Linked DNA regions of Homo sapiens: region 2 is linked to region 1. A link is a loop called in an ENCODE intact Hi-C map of the cell type or tissue named here. Cell type or tissue: Caco-2. All regions are shown on one strand. Links, peaks and the distances in the headings refer to the core of each region. The heading gives the core; the rest is flanking DNA.

The links. Peaks named below come from ENCODE experiments on the same cell type or tissue, not always from the same donor. Only the 100,000 strongest peaks of a DNase experiment are listed, where the experiment ranks them.
Region 2: it touches region 1 in a loop (13-fold over the local background); 7 of 110 quality-filtered maps call a loop at or near these places.

What each region holds. Positions count from the first base shown.
Region 1 is chr4:154,924,128-154,932,419 of GRCh38, reverse strand. No RefSeq gene overlaps it. Among named protein-coding and RNA genes, the nearest start is that of RBM46, 150 kb to the right of the region's middle. In Caco-2, for the core only: no CTCF peak of the experiment used is centred there; a DNase peak (open chromatin) is centred at 3,599.
Region 2 is chr4:154,850,338-154,858,629 of GRCh38, reverse strand. No RefSeq gene overlaps it. Among named protein-coding and RNA genes, the nearest start is that of RBM46, 73 kb to the right of the region's middle. In Caco-2, for the core only: no CTCF peak of the experiment used is centred there; no DNase peak of the experiment used is centred there.

The DNA.
Region 1 (8,292 bases), core at 1,473-6,472:
CTTATTGAGAAATTGAACCTTATCTCACACCATGTTAAAAATTCAACCCAAAAAATCGATTAAAGACTTAAACATAAGGCCTGAAATTTTTAAATTACTGGAAGAAAACAGGGGAAAACCTTCTTGACATTGATCTTTGCAATGACTTTTTGGATATGACGCCAAAAACACAGGAAACAAAAGCAAAAATAGACAAATGGGATTGTATGAAAATAAAAACCTTCTGCACAGATAAAGATACAATCAATGGAGTGAAGAGATAGCCTATTTAATGGGAGAAAATATTTGCAAGGCATATATTCAAAAAGAGGTTAATATTTGAAACAAAGAACTCAAACAGCTCAATAGCAAGAAAACAAATAAGCTGATTTCAAAATGGGCAAAGGACCTGAATAGGTATTTCTCAAAAGAAGACACAGAAACAGCCACCAAGTAGGTGAAACAATGTTCAACATCACTAATCATCAGGGAAATAAAAACCAAAACCACAATGAGGTATCACCTCACACTAGTTCAAATAGCTCTTACCAAAAAGAAAAAAGATAGTGAGTGTTGGTGAAGATGTAAGGAAAAGGGAACCCTTTTGCACTGTTAGTGAGAATGTTAATTGATACAGCCATTATAGAAAATACTATGGAGGTTTCTTTAAAAATTAAAAACAGAACTATCATATGATTCAGCAGTTCCACTTCTGAGTATATTTTCCAAAGGGAAAAAAAATCAGTATTTCAAACAGAGATCTGCACTCCCATGTTTATTGCAGCATTGTTCACAATAGCCAAGATATTGAATCAACCTAAGTGCTCATGAACAGACAAATGGATAAGGAAAAAGTAATGTATATTTATAATGGAATATTATTCAGACTTTAAAATTTTTTTTAAAAATTCTGTCATTTGTGACAACATGAATTAACCTAGAGGACATTATCCTGAGTGAAATAAACCAGACCCAGAAAGACAAGTACTGCATGATCTCATTCACATGTGGAATCTAAAAAAGTGGAACCCATAGAGCAGAGAGGGAAATGAAGAGATGTTGGTCAAAGTGTACAAAGATTTATTTATAAAGGATGAATAAGTTCTGGAGACCTAATATACAGCATGGTGACTATAATTAGTAACATCAAATTATAGACTTCAAATTTGCTAAGAGAGTAGATCATAAATGTTCTCACCACACAACAAAAGGTAACTCTGTGAGGTGATGGATATGTCAATTAACTTGATAGTGGTAATCATTTTACAACATGTACATATATCAAAACATCACATTGTACACATTAGATATATACAGTTTTATTTTGTCAATCATAACTCAGTAAAGCTGGGAGGGGAATAAGTAGTTGTGTATATATTAAATATAGCTCCTTGCACTTTGGGAGCTTTGCACACCTGAGGTCAAGAGTTCAAGACCAGCTTGGGCAACATGGTAAAACCACGTACCTACTAAAACTACAAAAATTAGCTGGGCATGGTGGCATGTGCCTGAGGCAGGAGTAATGCTTGAACCCGGGAGGCGGAGGTTGCACTCAGCTGTGATCATGTCACTGCCCTCCAGCCTGGGCGACAGAGTGAGACTCTGTCTCAAAATAAAAAGTAGCTTCCCTTTCACTTTGCCTTCAACCTGCTTCAGATACAGGGTGACAAATGTTCTCATGTGAATTATCAATTTGCCGCGGACCTTGCTGGACTGAACAAAGTAGGACAAACCTGGGAATAAAGACAAAGACAAAAGAGTATATTTGGAAGAAGGGGTCGGGGGCTCCTTGCTTCTAGTGAACAAGGGCCCTGAGCTTCTATAGCCCTTCATATTTATTGAGTAAATGAGATAGGGAGAAGGGGGTGGTTGTGGTCAGCTGCTTGACTGGGTGCAGGCCTGCAGGACTGCATTCTTTGAACAGTAGTCTCCAGGTATTCCAGTAGATAACCTCAAGGAGCATGACACCAGGGAGTAACTGCCCTCAGCAAACCTTCTGGCAGCAGGTGCAGTCGCAAGTTTGCCCACATTCTGCATTCATGATAAAGTTTGCTGTTCGATCATATAGCCTCCAGCAGAATGCTGTGTTGGTCACGACCCACAGACCTTCAGCTTCCTACATCAGTTGATTTGTTTTGTGTAGTTATAAAGCCTTATTGTGTCCAACTGAGTCCTTCACATGCATGCTACTGTTATATTTGCCCAAAATTATACTGTGTGAATGTTACAGTTTGAGTTCTTTGGGAAACATACACTGAGGAAGTTTATTGAAAAGAGCTCTTGGCCTCAACAGCTGAGGAGGAGGAAGGAATTAGAACTGGACAGAGTGGGTAGAAGAACTGCACTGTAGTCACACAGAGGCCCCAGATGATCCTGCTGGGAGTTCCACGGCTGAGATAGGCCTTCAGCTTAACCTCAAGTTGAGGCAAGGAATCCAGTCTTTATATTCTGTCTTGGGCCAGTCATTAGACTCAGGCTAACTGGGAAGCGGGTGAGGTATAACTTTAGGCCAGGCTATTCTCTTCAACTTCCTGGAGAGGGACTCAGTTGAGAGCATTGAACCACCAACCTCTCAGCAACTGAGGGAATGAGTGTTGTGTGCTGGTTTAGGACAAGGGTAATATTCAAATATTTAATATTCAGTAATGACCCATCAAATGAGGTCCCCGATAAATGGCCCCCAGATGTTGGGAACTTTTTGGATACCAGCCCTCACTTAGGGTATTCCCTTTCTTGGAAAGGGGACATAGGCACTGCCCACTGAGCCCTGTGGAATTATTAGTCCATTTTTAAAAAACAGATCTACAAAACTTGACAGAAGTTTGATAAGCTAAATGACCACAAAGAAGATATTTTCAGTTCAATCAAAATAAAAATATAAACAGAGAAAACACTTTGGTTCTGCATGACGTTCTTCTAAAACAATCAACTCTGAATGCCATTCACTTAGAAGAGTAAAGATAAAAAGTCATTATCTAAATGAAATCAGATGTGACATTTTACAATGACACTCTCCATTTTTCATAGGGTATTAGTTACCCTTTCAAAGCAAGAAATCAAACATTTGGTCCATGGGGAAATTTGTTTCCCACCTACCTGGGTTTACAGACTGTGACTTTTTTACCCCAAGTTTCAGGTCTAGCTGAAACAGTGAAGAGGTATTTTGAACTAACTACAGTTTATTTTCTTTGAGTTCTCCAATGGTGAAGGGTTTTGTTCTCTACGCTATTAAGAACCAGGTTAGCTGATAGACACTGCAGCTACGAGGACTAACAGGGCCCCTATTTTAAAGAATATTGCAAAATAAGAGGATGTGGATATTAAGAGCACTGGCTTTTATTATTTGCAATTTAGAAATTATAGCGGGTGCATCTTTTGTTGAGAAATATCTTTACAGTAATATTTATCAAGTAATGAATATTAGAATAAAGATTTTTAAAATACCCTATTTATGTTTTTCAATTTTCAGAACAAATGTATTACTTCCGGTCACACAATCTTGTTTTCACATAATTTAGAAACATAGTCTAGAATATAATTTTCAAATTCTTAATATAAATCCTGGAAGTCCATTCACTTGTGAACTTCCACTAGGAGGAGCTACGGGAACACGGAGCAGATCCTCAAATGCACAGGCATGGGCAAACAGCAGTGATGGGAAAGCTACCCAGTGAGCAAAACTTAACTTGAAGACCAGTGTAATATGAAGGAGAACAGATGCTACATAGATCATCTTATTATTTTTAGTTTTGGTGCCTCCCAAAGAAGATGTGCCTTTGGGCACATCTTGAAGAGAAATATAATGGTGTAGAAGTAACAATAGATTCTACTCTTATCTAAAGAGCAGTTTAAGGGCAAATATCACAGGACAACTGTAAAATGTATCATATAAAGATGACAATCTCTTAACACCCTTCCCTCATTTCCTTCTCCATTATGTTATCTTGGGTGTTCAAATCCCAGAACAATAAAGGGCCATCAAATGCCTCTTTCATTACTTTTGCAATGACTTGATTAATATATGCCATAAATCGTGACTCATAAACTATTAGAAAACCAGAGCAGTCTTAGAAAAAGCCCAGGTTTGCAGCTCTACCATATATATACTCTATGTAATCTTGAACAAGTCACCTGATCTCTCTTCTGTCAGATGAAGATAACAGAGTGGATCATGACAGTTGTGAACACCATGGATAATATTTGAAAAATGCTTGATACATCTTTAGCTCTTAATAAAAGGCAATTATTGAGGAGTTATAGAAGAGTCCCAGAGTATGGCCTAGCCTCAAATATCTTGCTGATCCAATAAATGAATGCTGACCCTGGGAGTTCATGTAGTATAGAGGAAGTGATGAAGTTGCATTTTACAAGAATGCTTTTGGCCAAGGCACTCCAACCAAGCAGAAAACTTTTTGTTAAATATATCTGCTCTCTACCTGTTATATTCCTCCCTCTAAATGTTAGGCAACTTGGTTGCCCCTCCCTAAAGTCTCTGCCCCATCTCTGTATCCAGGGTCAATTTTTTTTCATTGTCAGTGGGAAGTAAAGAAGCTCCGGGTCCACATTGCAGTGAATTTACCTCAAGAACAAATTATTTCTGATGCAGTACTAAACTGGAGCCATAGTTTTAGAGACTGGGATCCTTCCTTTAACCCAAATACTTACCAAATGGCCATTATTCCCCATCTTAATTAACCCTATAGGCCACCCAATTTAAAGTGGCCATCCAGTCAATGTTGCATTATCCTCAGACACCAAACCCCTGACATTGACCCGAGTCCTAGGCAGAGACCCTGGCACATCAGCTATGAATGTGTGCCACTTACATCTCTTATCAGAAAAGAACTTGTTGCTTATCTGTAGAGCATGCAGAGTGCCTCTAACTGCAGTGTCTCCAGGATCTGGCCTCAGCTGGAGAGCTTCAAACCACAAAGTAGGCCTGGCGAAGTCCAGATAATCCAATAGGGATCTTCAGAGCAAAGATTGTTCTTTACAGAAGACTTAGACTGAGAAGAAGTGGTCAGGCCCAATAGCCCCATGGTGCTTAGTTATCAGAACAGCTCCTCAGGCAGAGTCTGGCTTGGCATCTCAATGCCTGCTCTCCAGAGGACCCAACTGACATAGTCACCCACTTACCACTTCTTCCCTCTAGCTGCTAGCCCTAGTTACTGCCTCTCTCTGGGCAGGGGCTGATGCTTATTGGTTCAGGCTAGTGGAAAGCAACCATTCTATAGCATTTTCTGTCTACATATCAGCTACACATAAAGTAGAAGCGCTTTCTCATCCTAAAAGTCTGAACCCCAAAGATGCCTTTCTGAGGTCTCTACACACATTTCTTTTTCCAGAGGAAGACTCTTTAATAATAGCATCAACAATAACAACATTTACCTATATGCAGGACATTATAACTTTCAACACAATTTCATAAGCAATAGAATCATTATACTTTCAATCTAAGCAAATTCAATTATTCACATTGAGAAGAAAAAGTGAGAGAGAGCAACTTAAACAACCTGGTAATTCTGCCTGCCAGATAAACAAAATAAACCTTTCCTATGAGTGACTAATGCAGTCAAGCCTGAAAAAGTAATCACATGTTCCAGAAAACTTCAGAAAAATGCATGAATAATTTTAGGAGTTTTCTGACTAATGACAAAGAAGTGGAAGACTTTGCCTAGTTTTTCAGGTGAGTGGGTGGCATTGAAGTAATAAATTGAAGAATTAATACAAACTCCAGGAGGGATCCAAGATGGCCAGTTAGAAGCAGCTGCAGTCAGCAGCACTCACAGAGAGAAGTGAAAACGGGTGAATTCAGCACCTTCAACTGAAGCATCCAGGTTCTCGCACTGGGACTGACTAGGAAAACAGCTCAACCCATAGAGAACGAAAAAAAGCATACAGGGCCAATGGGTGCCAAGGAGCCAAAGGAATTCCCACCCAACCAAAGGAAGCAGTGAGTGATTATGCAACCCTGCCCAGAAAACCACACTTCTCCCAAGGATCTTTAGAACCCACAAATGAAGAGATTCCCTTGTGAGCCCATACCATCAGGACCTTAGGTCCAATACACAGAGTTGTGTGGAGTCTTGGCAGAGCAGTCACTCAGGCACACACAGAGATCCAAGAGGTTTTTTTGTTTGTTTGTTTGTTTGTTAGTTTTTGTGAGACAGAGTCTATCTCTGTCACCCGGGCTGGAGTGCAATGGCGCCATCTCGGCTCACTGCAAACTCCACCTCCTAGGTTCAGGCGATTCTTCTGCCTCAGCCTCCCAAGTAGCTGGGATTACAGGCGCCCACCACCACAGCTGGCTAATTTTTTGTATTTTTAGTAGAGATGGGATTTCACCATGTTGGCCAAGATGGTCTCGATCTCCTGAATTCATGATCTGCCCGCTTTGGCCTCCCAAAGTGCTAGGATTACAGGTGTGAGCTACCGTGCCTGGCCAACCCAAAAGTTTTATATACTCCAGCCCCAGGATCCCTGGCAAGGTGGGAAATATGTCTGTACATATCCCTAGAAAGGGAGCTGAATCCAGGGAGATAGGCAGTGAGGTTCTGTGGGCCCCACTTCTACACACTTCACAAGACCCATTGGCTTGAAATCCCAGCCAGCCAACAGCAGTGGATTGGAGTCTGCCTGAGACTGTCTGCGTTTGGCAAGGTAGGGGGATGGCCACCATCTCTGTGGTTGGTAGACTCAGTTGTTCCAGCCTGCCAGCTGTGGAGAATACAGAAGATCCAGACAAGGAAGGGTCCCCCACAATTTCCAAATAGTGGCCAGACTAGTTCTTTAAGTAGGACCCTGATCCATTCCTTCTCACTGGGAGGCACCTCCCTGCAGGGGCTTTGGCCACTCCAGCCAAGGTTCTATGGACAGCTTTGATCTCTCCTGTGTCAGAGCTCCCAAGGGGAGGGCCAACTGCCAGCTCTGCAGTTCAGTCTATTCAGCTGTTCCAAACTGCTGGCTTTGGAGAATACAGGCGGATGGATAAGGAAGAGTCCCCCCCAAATACAGCACACCTGCTCCACCAAAAAGCAGCTAGACTGCTTCTTTGGGTGCATCCCTGATCCCATTCCTCAAGACAGGGTGAGACCTTCCATGGGGGTCTCTAGCCACCTCCTACAGGTGTGTGCAGGCTCACAACAGGTCAGTACCCCCTGGGATGGAGCTTCCAGAGGAAGGAGGTGGCTGCCATTTTTTCTGGCTGCCATAGGACTGCAGAAGCCCTATGGTAGAGCGGCCTGAAAAGAAAAACAAAAAGAAAACAACAACAACATCAACAAAAAAGACCCCAAAAAGCCTCATTCAAATGTCAGCATCCTCAAAGATTAAAGGTAGATAAGCCCACAAAGATGAGAAAGAATTAATGCAAAAATGCTGAAAACTCAAAAAGCCAGAGTCCCTCTTCTCCTCCAAATGACTGCAACATCTCTCAGCAAGGGCACAGAACTGGGCTGAGACTGAGATGACTGACTTGACAGAAGTAGGCTTCAGAAGGTGGGTAATAACAAACTTTGCTGAGCTAAAGGAGCATGTTGTAGCCCAATACAAAGAAGCTAAAAATCATGATGAAACAATACAGGAGCTGATAGCCAGAATAGCCAGTTTAGAGAGGAACATAATCAACCTGATAGACAGGAGAAACACAACATGAGAAGTTCACAATGCAATCACAAGCATCATTAGCAGAATAGACCAAGTGGCGGAAAGGATCTCAGAGCTTGAAGACTGTCTTTCTGAAATAAGACAGGCAGACAACAATAGAGAAAAAAGAATGAAACAAACCTTCAAGAAATATGGGATTATGTAAAGAGACCGAACCTACCGCTGATTAGGGTACATGAAAGAGACAGGGAGAATGGAACCAAGTTGGAAAATGTCAGGCCTCTGAGCCCAAGCTAAGCCATCATATCCCCTGTGACCTGCACATACACATCCAGATGGCTGGTTCCTGCCTTAACTGATGACATTTCACCACAAAAGAAATGAAAATGGCCTGTTCCTGCCTTAACTGATGACATTATCTTGTGAAATTCCTTCTCCTGGCTCATCCTGGCTCAAAAGCTCCCCTACTGAGCACCTTGTGACCCCCACTCCTGCCCGCCAGAGAACAACCCCCCTTTGACTGTAATTTTCCTTTACCTACCCAAATCTTATAAAATGGCCCCACCCCATCTCCCTACGCTGACTCTCTTTTCGGACTCAGCACGCCTGCACCCAGATGATTAAAAGCTTTATTGCTCACACAAAGCCTGTTTGGTGGTCTCTTCACACGGACATGCTTGAAATTTGGTGCCATGATTCAGATCAGGG
Region 2 (8,292 bases), core at 1,065-6,064, 73 kb after region 1:
TAGAAACAAACTTAAAGCAGATTTATATTTACTTCCACCACATGCATATAAGGAAAGGATGAGATTTTCTGGAGGTAGAAAGCTCTGAGAAGCTTAAATTCTGTGCCTTGGGGAGTAGGAGTTTGAGGAGCAGACTCTTTGAGGAGAACAGGACAGTCTGCAGCAGTGATTGAGCAGCAGCAAGAGCAGTGAGGCCTGGCCAACAACTCAGGAGAAGCCTCCTAACATTGCCCTGTCCCAATGCCAGCCACCCACAACCTCCCTTGGCTTGGCTACTTGCCACCACTTTTTCACATTTCAGCTTGTACATCAGCGCCCTGGCACCCATCCTGGTAGCAACCATCCTGGTATTGAATTCACACCATCTTCTGGGATCCTTCCTGGGGTATCAAATCTTGTATTACAGAAGAATGCCCACAAATCAATACATTCTGCATTCATCAATTTTATGTTAGCCTTCTTGACTGACCAAGCACCCTTAGAATCCTTTCCCATTTATAGGATCTTGTCTTTTGCTGATACGTGGTGACTCAGTCTTGCAACGCCTTTGAGGTATATTCCCTTTCCTCCGTTATTAGGCCCAGAGCTTCCCAGCTGGATTCTGCTGAGACTTGACTCTAGGTCTGTCTAGGCCTCAAGGCCAGGAGGAGACATAGGGGAAGATCCTGGGTGGGTCGAGGAGTGGGGGTGGGGAACACACTGACTTTGAGGAGAGGGGCCTTTGCATTGTCTCCAGGCATGTAGAGGGGTTAATTCAGGGGAATCTGGGTGCTCAAGATTTGGAGATGGAGGGAATCCCCTGATATGTCACCAGTCTATATGTCAGGGTTCCATTCTATCTCAACCAGGGGGCTCTTACCTTTGTATAGCCCACCTGCCTAGGTTAGTAGTTTAAACCTTTCTGGAGCTGAGTTGCTCTGACAATTAAGTCCTGGGCGGGTCCACAGCTTTATCTGATCTCCCTCTTCAAAAGATGAGAGCCTCTTTGTAAGATACACAGGCCCTCTGGCTTTCACATTTGATTTTCAATTGCCTATTAAATGCTTTCAGCTTCTCATAATTTTTAGAGCATCCATCAAATTCACCTACAGCCATCAAATTCCATTGTTCTTAAAGTTTACATTTCCTCTGTACTTTCAAATAGTTGATGCATTGCACCAGTGACCATATTCCTTTTTACCAGTGTATCATCCCAATTCACCTACAGTGTTAGTTTTTAACAGTTGCAGCATATGCTGGTACCAGGAGCTATTCGCACTCTACCTACCAGAGATGGAGCCTTTGTTGTCAGCTCAGCAGAGAGTGGTCTGACTCCAAAACTCAATCTTATCACTTGCTTTCTCTGCAGACTCTTGGTACCAACCAAGAGTAGGTAGCAGGCTCTAGGAAGCAGACCCAGTGGTAGAGGTTAGTGTTTAGAATGTTTATTAAGGAGTGACTTTGGGATCGATACCTATGCAAGGAAGGGAAGTGGGGAAAGGAATGGAGGGAGATGTTGTCTGTGCAGGCCTGACATCTTGTGCCAACACCACAGGAAGGTCTGGCACTGAATGGCGCCTCATTATTATCTTTCACTGGGCTAAAATGGTTGTACCTTTAGACTCCCACCTTGATCCGTCACTGGAGCTCAGTACTTCCTTATCCAATTATCTTCTCAAATGTCACCCTTCCTCCTGTATAAGATGACTCTTCACTCACTTTTCCTTATCCCTGTTTTCTTCAAAGCACCTACCTGACAGTATATTTCTATGGTTATTAATTAGGCTTCTCTCCAACTAGATTATAAGCTCCAGGGGGGCAGGGATTTGTGCTGTTTACCTATATCCAGAACAGTGTAGAATGGTACCCAGCACATAGCATTACTCTATAAAAATTTATTGAATTAGTGAATGAATGAAAGCCAGTCCACAGAAAAGGTGAAGAATGATGCAGACACCAAAAGAAAAGCACAGATAAGAGACTAGGTGAAGGAGAGATGGAACCTTGACTTTGGATGAGTTTCTTTACAGTTGGTTATAATCCCTCATGAGACTAGCCTGCATTATATGCTCTTGCATATCACATTCCGTGAGATACATACATCTGCAACTTTCCAAAATAGATGCCCGTTTTTATTTAAACTGGTTTCCATTAATTTAAGTGTCTTATAAACAAAGATCCCTGTGAAAAACAACTGGAAAAATAGGTGTAGGGCAGACAGTGACAATGGAGTTCAGACCTGGGTTGGCTGTGGAAGCTTCGGGGCAAGGTTGATATAATCAGAACTAGGCTTTGGGAAGACTTATTTTTTTTTATTATTATTTTTTTTGAGACAGGGTCTCACTCTGTCACCCAAGCTGGAGTATAGTGGTGCGATTTCGGTTCACTGCAGCCACAACCACCCAGGCTCAGGTGATCCCACCACCTCAGCCTCCCAGGTAACTGAGACCACAGGCACGTGCCACCATGCTCAGCTAATTTTTTTTTTTTTTTAAGAGATGGAGTTTTGCCATGTTGCCCAGACTGGTCTGTAACTCCTGAGCATAAGCAATCCACCTGCCTCAGCCTACCAAAGTGTTGGAAATATAGGCATGAGCCATTGTGCCCATCCAGGAAGATTTATTACAGCAGCATTCATCAATCCAACTTTCATTCAACTAACAGTTATTGAGAAACTTTTATGTATTATCCTAAGTGCTGTATATACATGGGTCCTTCCTTGCCTTCAAGGAAATAGGTAATAAAAAATACACTCACCAACAATATGTAATTATAAGCTTTGTTTATTAAAGAAAAAAAGACTTCAATATCAAGCTCAATTTGAAAGCTACTACAATTGTCCAGGCAAGAACTAACCTGAACCATTGTTTCAGGCTCTAGAGAGTGTCAGCAGCAGGTAAACAAGATGGAAATAAAGCAAAATACATTTGGAAGTGAAAAGGGAAGATTTTTGTGACTGATGGAAGTAAGAGGATCAGGATTTTAAACCTCAGAGACCTGAACAATGAAGGTACTTTAGTGCTTATACACATTTGGAAAAAGAGTAATTGACTTAAGAGATAAGAGTCATGTTTGGTCAAGTTATAGATATGTTGAGTTTTAGATACCCACTAGATAACTAGAGGTCCCATGAAGAAGATCTATATAGTAATAATAATATCGTTGATAACATGCTTAGGTGTGGGAGAAGTGATACTTGTCATTTCACATAATTTCACTGTAACTCAGCTTCACTGAACTGTTAACATTAGAGAACTTGAAAGGAGGATTAAAAAATAGTACTTGTGTAACCACTTTGCAAATTGCATACAAGTAAAGCCTTCTAAGAAATGGCACTAAATGATGCAGAAAAGTTAAGGAAAGTGAAGATCTGGCAAAGTCCTCTGGGTATTGCCATGAAGTGGTTGAGGACCAGGTAAAATATCATAAAGAAAGTAAAACTGATCTCTCCTTTCTAGGCTCAAAGGCCAAATCAGATGACAACAATATGACCCATTTACCTTTCTGAAAAATAAAGTTATAAAAATCAAATTGAAAAGAAATGTTTACAATGCTTATTGACAAACATTAATTTTTTTCACTTTGAATTCAAAGTCAAAAACATTATTCACTTTGGTATCCCTAGCACGTAGCACAGTGTCTCACACATGAGACACAGTTAATAAATTTGATTGAGTGAATGCATGAAGGAACGGCAATTCCTACCCTATTCTTTTCTGAATATCTCACTCATTCCTTTAGCCTTTACCTCTGATTGTAGTCACGCTTTCTAGCTCTGCAATTTTAATAACAAATTATAGTAGGTGGCCAGTTATGCTCACGGATGATGCAGGCCATCCAAGAACTATACATGCAATAAATGTTATACAAGGGTCAACTAGGAGTTATCTAAGATAACACATATCCTTTTAAAGTTCCTTTTTTATTTAAAAAAAGGCACAGAATTATCCTTCACTAAATAAAAATAGCATAGGAATCAAGCACATACAACTTTTATTTTTAAAAAGCACATACAATCTTTACTAAGCCGGATTGCTGATGCTGTAGGGTTTGATATATATTTTATTCCTCATAAACTGGAGGATGTTTCCCCCTGCAGGAAAACTCAGGTAACTTCATAACCTTTAACAGCTTCTGGAACACTCATTCTTGCCAGGGGAAGGAAAAAACAGTGGTCCCACCTCTTTTCAGGGCTTCTGAGAGAAGGCACCTTGGAAAAAGTCACCACTGAGGTGCATTCTTTGGCATAATTTCGGCAAATCTAGGTGAAGAGGACATACTCATTGTTTTCTCCTCCCCATAAACCTCAAACAAAAAGAAGCATGATGCATGAAATTTCCTCCTTCTGGTCTGCCCTTAGAATAGCTGTGGGTTCTCTGATTATACAGAGTTGCAGGGCAGGAATATCTAAGGAGGTGGTTAAGAAGGTAGGCTAGCTTGTGACTGTTTCCTAAAATGGGGTGACAACTTGAGGCTCATTTTATATCTGGGATTATTCTCTTATTGTGGAGTGCACATGATTATGTGTTCAATTTTTAACACTTTATTTGTTCATCCACCAGGGTTTTTTTTTCTGGTGGGTCATACATAATATGGTTTGCTGTGTCCCCACCCAAATCTCATCTTGAATTGTACCTCCCATAATTTCCAAGTGTCATGGGAGAAACTTGGTGGGAGGTAATTGAATCATGGGGGCAGGTTTTTCCTATACTGTTCTCATGATAGTGAATAAGTCTCACAAGATCTGATGGTTTTGTAAAGGGGAGATCCCCTGCACATACTCTCTTGCCTGCTGCAATGTAAGACATGTCTTTGCTCTTCCTTCCTCTTCCACCATGATTGTGAGGCCTCCCCAGCCACGTGGAACTGGGAGTCAATTAAACTCCTTTCCTTTATAAATTACCCAGTCTCGGGTATGTTTTTATTAGCAGCATGAGAACAGACTAATACAGTAAATTGGTACTGGGTAGTGGGGTACTGCTGTAAAGATACCCAAAATTGTGGAAGTGACTTTGGAACTGCGTAACAGGCAGAGGTTGAAACAGTTTGGACGGCTCAGAAGAAGAGAGGAAAATGTGGGAAAGTTTGGAACTTCCTAATGACTTGGAGGGCTCAGAAGACAGGAAGATGTGGGAAAGTTTGGAACTTCCTAGAGACTTATTGAATGGCTTTGACCCAAATGCTGATAATGAAATGGACAATAAAGTCTAGGCTGAGGTGGTCTCAGATGGAGATGAGGAACTTGTTGGGAACTGGAGCAAAGGTGACTCTTGCTACGTTTTAGCAAAGAGTCTGGTGGCATTTTGCCCCTATCCTAGAGATTTGGGGAGCTTTGAACTTGAGAGAGATGATTTAGAATATCTAGTGGAAGAAATTTCTAAGCAGCAAAGTGTTCAAGAGGTGACTTGGGTACTGTTAAAAAGCACTGAGTTTTATGTATTCACAAAGATATGGCTTGGAATTAGAACATATGTTTAAAAAGGAAGCAGAGCATAAAAGTTCAGAAAATGTACAGCCTGACTATGCAATAGGAAAGAAAAACCCACTTTCTGAGGAGAAATTCAAGCCAGCTGCAGAAATTTGCAAGAGTAATGAGGAGCCAAATGTTAATTGCCAAGACAATGAGGAAAATGTCTCTAGGGCATGTCAGAGGACTTCACAGCAGCCCCTTCCATCCCAAGTCAGGAGGCCTAGGAGGAAAAACTGGTTTCCTGGGCCAGGCCCAGGGCCTTGCTTCTTTGTGCAGTCTCGGGACTTGGTGTTCTGTGTCCCGTGGCTAAAAGGGGCCAATGTATACCTCAGGTCACTGCTTTACAGGGTGCAAGCCCCAAGACTTGGAAGCTTACACATGGTGTTGGGCCTGTGGGTGCACTGAAGTCAAAAATTGAGGTTTGGGAACCTCCACCTAGACTTCAGAGGATGTATGGCAACGCATGAATGTCCAGGCAGAGGTGGACTGCAGGGGCGGAACCCTCATGGAGAACCTCTGCTACGGCAGTGCATAAGGGAAATGTGGGGTTGCAGCCTCCTCACAGAGTCCGCATGAGGGCACTGCCTAGTGGAACTATGAGAAGAGGGCCACCATCCTCCAGACCCCAGAATGCAAGATCCACCAAAAGCTTGCACTGTGTAACTGGAAAAGCTGCAGACACTCAATGCCAGCCCGTGAAAGCAGCCAGGAAGGGGGCTGTACTGCAAAGCCACAGGGGTGGATCTGTCCAAGACCGTGGGAATCTACCTCTTGCATCAGTGTGACCTGGATGTGAGACATGGAGTTAAAGGAAATAATTTTAGAGCTTTAAGATTTGACTGCCCCCCTGGATTTTGGACTTGCATGGGACCTGTAGCCCCTTTGTTTTGGCCAATTTCTCCCATTGCGAACAGCTCTATTTACCTAATGCCTGTACCCCCATTGCATCTAGGAAGCACCTAACTTGCTTTTGATTTTACAGGCTCATAGATGGAAAGGACTTCCTTGACTCAGATAAGACTTTGGACTATGGACTTTTGAGTTAAGGCTGAAATGAGTTAAGACTTTGGGGAACTGTTGGGATGTCACGATTGGTTTTGAAATGTGAGGACATGAGATTTGGGAGAGACCAGGTGTGGAATTATATGGTTTGACTGTGTCCCCACCCAAATCTTATCTTGAATTGTAGTTCCCATAATTTCCACATGTCATGGGAGGGACCTGGTGGGACATAATGAATCATGGTGGTGGGTCATTATCATGCTGTTCTCATGATAGTGAATAAGTCTCATGAGATCTGATGGCTTTATAAAGGGGAGTTTCCCTGCACACACTCTCTTGCCTGCTATCATGTAAGATGCTTCTCATTTGACTTCCACCATGATTGTGCAGCCTCCCTAGCCATGTGGAACTGTGAGTAAATTAAACCTTTTCCTTTATAAATTATCCAGTCTCAGGTATATCTTTATTAGCAGCGTATAACACATTGCAAGGCAAGAATCTCATGGTATTTTCTAAATTTTTAAGCATTTTTTCTGATCTAATTGACACTTCACCTATATTGACCTACATAGGTTTCAATGTCTCAGCTTAATTCTCTGGAAAGGTGAAAATTTCAGATACTCAGTGACTGATGAACATAACCAGCAACTTAGTAGAGATGGTTTCCACATACCAAATATAGCAAGATATTGACTCCCAACCATGCCAGTCAAGCTTCAGCACAAGAAACAGAAAACATTCTAGATATTTCACACAGAAGGGGACTTAGCACAAGAAATTGGGTGCTGAAAAAATTGCTAGACAGAAACATAAGTAAGGAGCCCACCCATGGACAATTTGGATTTCAAGATCACACCCCCTTGCCCCCAGCTGCAATTTAATCAGGTAGCTGCTGGTGTTGCTGCTACCACAACTACTGCCACCACGAGTGCCTCACACCCACAAAGTTCATGACTAGACACTAGGAATTGCCATCTGCTACTGAAAACATGTATATTTAACTATTGTCACCAGCCAGCACAGCAATAGAAAGAGGGCCTCTGTCTCACCTTCAAATTCCAGGGGTCCTGTGAGTGCATCTTATTCACACTACCTGAATCAAACCCAGAACCACCACTGCAAAGGAATCTGGAAAATGTAGTTTTTAGCCTCTCTGCCCTTACAATACAGGAGGGAATAAAGAAGAGCATAAATAAAACTCATTGCCAATATAGCATACCCTGCATACCACCTAATTCTACTAGTAGGAAAACTAAAGCTTCTCCTGATTTCTTTTCTCATCCCCAATGTCTATAGCCAATCCCTTCCCAAACCTTTCAAACCCATCCTTTCCCCTCTACCTCAGTTGCTATGTCCTAGTTCAGGCTATCCATCTATCACCTGGATTACTAAAACAAGCTTCCTAACTGGAATCTCTTCCTCAAGACGTCACTCATTACTAACTTGCCTTCTGCAAGTCTTCCAGGACTTGTCTTGGCAACTAAAGTGACTTTCAGAAATTCAAATAATATTACTTCTTTTCTCTATTTAAGGCTGTTATCTGTTTCCCATGAACTACAGAACGAAGAACAAGCTCACAAATGTCCTCCTGACCTGATCTCTGCCTTCCTCTCCAGGCTTATGTTTGATTATCTCATTCTCACCTTCTTCTAATTCTGCAATTTAGGCTTCCTTCATTCCAAACTTCTTCTAATTCTCTGTAAGTGCTGTGCCATCTCACAATACCATGTTTGCATATACTATTTTTTCTAACTGAAATACCATGCCTCCTTCTCATCTTAGAAAACTACTTTTCCTACTTCACACAGCATATTATCAATAATTGTTTACTGGCACCCCAG